2 separate regions of the Homo sapiens genome follow, and region 1 is linked to region 2. The links are chromatin contacts, found by Hi-C or POLR2A ChIA-PET in ENCODE. All regions are on one chromosome and are shown on one strand. The core of a region is the stretch at or near the end of the contact, and the rest is flanking DNA. Distances in the headings are between cores, read along the strand shown. Region 1 holds the start of NRBP1 (nuclear receptor binding protein 1). Region 2 overlaps TRIM54 (tripartite motif containing 54).

Region 1 (2,700 bases), core at 190-2,689, 130 kb after region 2:
AGATTTTAAAAAGGGTGTTTGAGCCCCCCTCTTCCAAAGATAGAAGAATCAAGGAAGAAAGGGTAAAACATACATACATATATATATATATATATATATATATATATATATATATATATATTTTTTTTTTTTTTTTTTTTTTTTTTTTTTTGAGACGGATTCTCACACTCTGTTGCCCAGGCTGGAGCGTAGTCGTGCAGTCTTGGCCTACTGCAACCTCTGCCTCCTGGGCTCAAGTGATCTTCCCGCCTCAGCCTCCCAAGCAGCTTGAGAGAACAGACATGTGCTACCTCGCCCGGCTAATTTTTGTATTTTTAGTAGAGACGGAGTTTTACTACATTGAGCAGGCTGGTCTCGAACTCCTGACCTCAAGTGATCCGCCCACCTCGGCCTCCCAAAGTGCTGGGCGTGAGCCACCGCGCCCGGCCGAAAGATTGGTTTTAAAAACGAGTATTTTGAGATGATGAGAAAACGAGAGGGTTTCTGCCAGTTGTCCTTTCTCCCAGTGAAACAGGATTAGAGATTCTCTTTAATGACAGTAAAATTTGGTGATTGTGACATTTCCAAGTTCTGTTGATTGATTCATCATCTTCCCTCCATCATACACGTCTAAGGGCAGAGTGAACTTCCATCCTGAAGGCTCCGCGCTTAGTTTTCGCAGATTAATAGCTCACCAAGAATTTATCATCTTTTCTTTCCACTAACTCGAAACCAATCTAAATTCTTTCCAAACATCTTCTCAACGTAGTCTCCTTTGATGAAATTTACTGTTTCGGATTCTAGACTTGGCTCTTACCAACTTAACTTTCGGTTAATAGCTTAATACCTCTGATTCAGGTTTTTGCATTTGTCAACTACCATTGAATGATAATTTCAATGAGTTCGTTCTTATGAGGATCAAATGAAATAACATCTGTGAAAACCTCTTACAAAGTTTAAGCAAATAGTGCTAAGCAATCACCAAGCGTTAACTACTAATTTTCAGTGTTAGGTAAATTTTAAAAGCTTTCCGGAGAATTGGCGTCCTGCACACCAGTCTCGTTCCAAAATAATGCAGGCGGGGGCTGGGGTGGGGGCGCTCCTCTCGGACTGAGGCTATGTCTTTCGCTCCTTTTGTCTTTTCCAGGCATTAGAACTGTCATGGCGCCTTCAAGAAGAGGTAGGAGGCCCTCTCTGCGTCCAGCAGAACCATCTGGGGCACCTGGACCGGGCGGTGGGGTGGACAGAGAGACGAGCCCCAGCTGGGACCGAAAACATCGACCCCTCCGAGAGGTCTCGGCCGGACCGGCGCAAGGGGAGGAGAGCGGGTGGAAGCCCACCCCAGCGAACGCCCGAGGGCCGGGCCCCGCCCACCCAGAACGTCACCCAATGGAAACCTGCCGGCGGTGCGGCACCGCCCATCGTTGGTCCGGGCGCCGCGAGGGCGGGGCCCGCAGTTCGGTTGCGCTGCGGAGCGCAGCTGTGAGGGAGTCGCTGTGATCCGGGGCCCCGGAACCCGAGCTGGAGCTGAAGCGCAGGCTGCGGGGCGCGGAGTCGGGAGGTGAGCGCCCAGGGAAAAGAGGGCCCGGGAGGGAGGGGTTCGCGAGAGGACGGAAGGATCGGCCTCCGAGGCCCGGGACGGTGGGACCCGCCAGTCGGGTGCTGAAGGCGGCCCTGCTCACTCAGTAGCCCAGGCCCGATCGGGCCCTGCCTGCTGGAGCCGAGGGGCCGCTTCGGCCCCGCAGTCGCTGCTTAGCCCTCCCTGGCGTCTCTGGCTTGGCGGCGGCGCCCCGGGATTCTGCGGGCGCGGGTCGGGAGGCCCTGGCGTTCGCTTGGAACTCCGGCTGCGAGAGGCGGGGCCCGGCGGGTGGGGGCGGGGGCGGGGGCGGCGGTCGCGGCCCGGCGGCCTGCGGAAGCTCGGCGGCCTGGCCTGGCCTGCTCGCGGGGAGGTGCGCAGACTGCGCGGGGGCGTGGCCTGCGCCCCTGACTGCGCTGTCGGTCCGGCCTTTGATGAGGTGGCCGCCGCTGGCTCCCTGGGCCCCAGCCTGGTTCCCGCGCGGGCCGCGGCTGCCTTCCAGACGCAGGGCATGCGACCTGTTGGAGTGTGAAATTCTAGGGGCCGGGTTCCTCCCCAGAGCGGTTTTATTTCCGACTGGACTGTGCTGCGGGTCTCAGAGGCCCTCTGGTCCGTTCAGGGTGAGGACAGCTGAGAGGCCTGGGCCCGTGAGCTCTTGCAGAGGAGTTGACACGCAGAGGGGCTGCTGTCCAATAAACGAAAGTGTCGGGGAAAAACTTTGCAGGGCGATCTGCATTACTCCAAAGTGAACACACTGCATGTCTCAGGGTGGCTGGAGGCGGCGAGAATCCCCTTATGGGAGTATATGAGCTTTTCCATGTGTTATCTCTTTAAAACCTCTCAGCGGCTCCGAGACAAAACTCCCAGTGTCGCAGAGGTTTCTTCATCAATAGGAGTAGTGCTGGAGAATCTTGGGCACTGCCCTCATTTTGCCTGCGAAGGAAAAATTAGGAAGGGATAAAAAGTCACAAAAATTAGGAAGGTGGGGGGGATAAGCAAATTCCAAGGGCATCTATCTCTGATGAAGGGTTGGTGTCTCCTGTGGTGCCCTACTGTGGATTAGTTATTTGTGTCCTCGGTCCAGAAGTTTCTCTGGAGCCCATTGGCTACAGCTTTCCTGTATTAGAATTCTACTGTTATTTCCT
Region 2 (2,700 bases), core at 161-2,660:
CACTTTAAGAGGCCGAGGCGGGCGGATCACCTGCGATCAGGAGTTCGAGACCAGCCTGACCAATATAATGAAACCCTGTCTCTACTAAAAATACAAAAATTAGCCAGGTGTGGTGGCATGTGCCTGTAATCCCAGCTACTTGGGAGGCTGAGACAGGAGAATCGCTTGAACCCGGGAGGCGGAGGTTGCAGTGAGCTGAGATTGCGCTATTGCATTCCAGCCTGGGCAACAAGAGCAAAACTCCATCCAAAAATAAATAAATAGGCCAGGCGCGGTGGCTCACGCCTGTAATCCCAGTACTTTGGGAGGCCAAAGTGGGTGGATCACGAGGTCAGGAGATCGGGACCATCCTGGCTAACACGGTGAAACCCCATTTCTACTAAAAATACAAAAAACTTAGCCGGGCGTGGTGGCAGGCGCCTGTAGTCCCAGCTACTCGGGAGGCTGAGGCAGAATTGTTTACCTGGGAGGCAGAGCTTGCAGTGAGCCAAGATCGGGCCGCTGCACTCCAGCCTGGGCGACAGAGCGAGACTCCGTCTAAAAATAATAATAATAATAATACCTAAAATAAAATAAGTAAATAAAAATAAAATCAAGCAGATTAAGCCAGGCGTGGTGGCTCATGCCTGTAATCCCAGCACTTTGGGAGGCCAAGGTGAACGGATCACTTAAGGTCAGGAGTTCCAAACCAGCCTGGCCAACATGGTGAAACCCTTTCTCTACTAAAAATACAAAATTAGCTGGGCATGGTGGCAGTCGCCTGTAATCCCAGCTACTCGGGAGGCTGAGGCAGGAGAATCACTTGAACTCCAGAGGCGGAGGTTACAGTGAGCTGAGATTGCGCCATTGCACTCCAGCCTGGGCAAAAAGAGTGAAACTCTGTCTCGAAAATAAAATAAAAGTCAAGCAGATTGGAGTCAAAGTCCTAGCTCTGTGCTTGACTTGGTGTGTCACCTAGGTATGTTACTGGACCTTTGTGGCCCTCACTTTCCTCATGTGTAAAATTAGGGTGAAAATGCCTACTTGTGAAAGTAGCTATAAGGATAAAATTCGATAATGGATGAAAGCAGAGACTTCAGTATGGTGGGTGAGATACTTGCAGGGTCCTCTCTATCACACAACTAGATTCTGTGTAAAACAGAATTTTCAAATTATATTGCTTGGTACATAGAAGCAAAGGAAATCAGTGGGGGTGGGGAGGGGCGAAGAGAAAAGGCGGAGCTGAAAGCAGAACCCTGAGTGGCAAGCACAGAAAAGGCAGCATTTCGCAGAGGACCAGTGCTGGCAATGTCACTGAGCTAGAGAGACCAGACTATTCCTCCAAACCCCTAAAAGGAGGGGTACCTGCAGCTAAGATTCCAGAGACCCGGCTGGGCGCAGTGGCTCACGCCTGTAATCTCAACACTTTGGGAGGCCGAGGCGGGCGGATCACTAGGTCAGGAGTTTGAGACCTGGCCAACATGGTGAAATCCCGTCTCTACTAAAGATACAAAAAATTAGCCGGGCGTGGTTGCAGGCCCTGTAATCCCAGCTACTCGGGAAGCTGAGGCAGGAGAATCGCTTGAACCCAGGAGGCGGAGGTTGCAGTGAGCTGAGATCACGTCATTGCACTCCAGCCTGGGCAACAGGGAGAGACTCCGTCTAAAAAAAAAAAAAAGTTTCCGGAGACCGTAGGTTAAACTAGGATCCTAGGAGCTAAAGCAGTAAATTGCGCCACCTGGCTTTCAACAGAGGCAAATGCAAATACTGCCTAGAGGAAAATATGCACAATTTAGGCCCGTAGGTATTCCCTAGATTAATTAATATCAATAAAATATTAGATCACAATTGAAGGTGCACAGAGAAACGTAATCCATGAGTGAAGTCAGCAGAAACAAAAAATACAGATTTAGGACCCCCCACAAAAGCAACTGAGATATTGGAATTATTAAATAATTGGAAGTCACTATAAATCAAATGCTTTTTAAAAAAAGATGAAAAATTTTAAAAACCAAACAATAATAGAATATCAAAAACCAACCATGTAGCTGGGTGTGGTGGCTCACGCCGGTAATCCCGACACTTTGGGAGGCTGAGGTGGGAGGATCACTTGAGTCCAGGAGTTGGAGACCAACCTGGGGAAATGTTGAAACCCCGTCTACAAAAAAATATAAAAAATTAGCCGGACGTGGTGTCATGCGCCTGTAGTCCCAGCTACCTGGGAGGCTGAGGTGGGAGGATCACCTGAGCCTGGAAGGTCGAGGCTGCAGTGAACTGAGATCGAGCCACTGCACTCCAGCCTTGGTGACAGAGTGAGACCTTGTCTCAAATATATATATATAGATAGATAGATAGATAGATAGATATAGATATACAGATATATATATATATATAGATAGATAGATATAAAACATTCAACAGATGGCTGGGCATGGTGGCTGGAACCTGTAAACCCAGTGACTAGGGAGGCTGAGGCAGGAGGACAAGGCCTGGTGTTCGAGACCAGCCTGGGTGACAGAGCAAGACTCCGTCTCAAAAAAAATTTAAAAAAAAATCAACGAATGAATTGAATGATAGATTTGTCTGAAAACAGAACTAGTGACCAGTATGAGAGGACTGAAAGAAAAACAGAACGTGCAGTTCTGGGAGATGATGAGAAGGCTGAGAGTGAGAAGGTCTAACAGGTCTAATCAGATTCCCAGAATGAGAGGATAAAGAGAA

Evidence for each region. A loop is a pair of places that touch in the nucleus more often than their neighbours do. ChIA-PET counts read pairs that join two places held with the same protein, here RNA polymerase II (POLR2A). Pooled maps may share reads with other maps.
Region 1: a pooled map shows a loop between it and region 2 (4-fold over the local background). The contact joins the promoter of NRBP1 here to the enhancer-like site in region 2. A Hi-C loop is called at or near these places in 6 of 50 pooled maps. POLR2A ChIA-PET finds 5 or more read pairs at or near these places in 6 of 52 experiments (HepG2, OCI-LY7, RWPE1 and 3 more).

Annotation. Positions count from the first base shown.
Region 1 is chr2:27,427,192-27,429,891 of GRCh38, forward strand. It overlaps NRBP1 (nuclear receptor binding protein 1), which reads left to right and starts at 1,440. Exons shown (of 18, transcript NM_013392.4): 1 at 1,440-1,540. RefSeq lists a silencer at 1,808-1,957.
Region 2 is chr2:27,301,906-27,304,605 of GRCh38, forward strand. All of the region lies in intron 3 of TRIM54 (tripartite motif containing 54), which reads left to right. Among named protein-coding and RNA genes, the nearest start is that of UCN, 5.2 kb to the right of the region's middle. Within about 2 kb of position 1,411, at least 8 of the 41 ENCODE cell types and tissues checked have a DNase peak (open chromatin) inside an H3K27ac peak, as active enhancers do; they include OCI-LY7, where a contact is called at or near this core.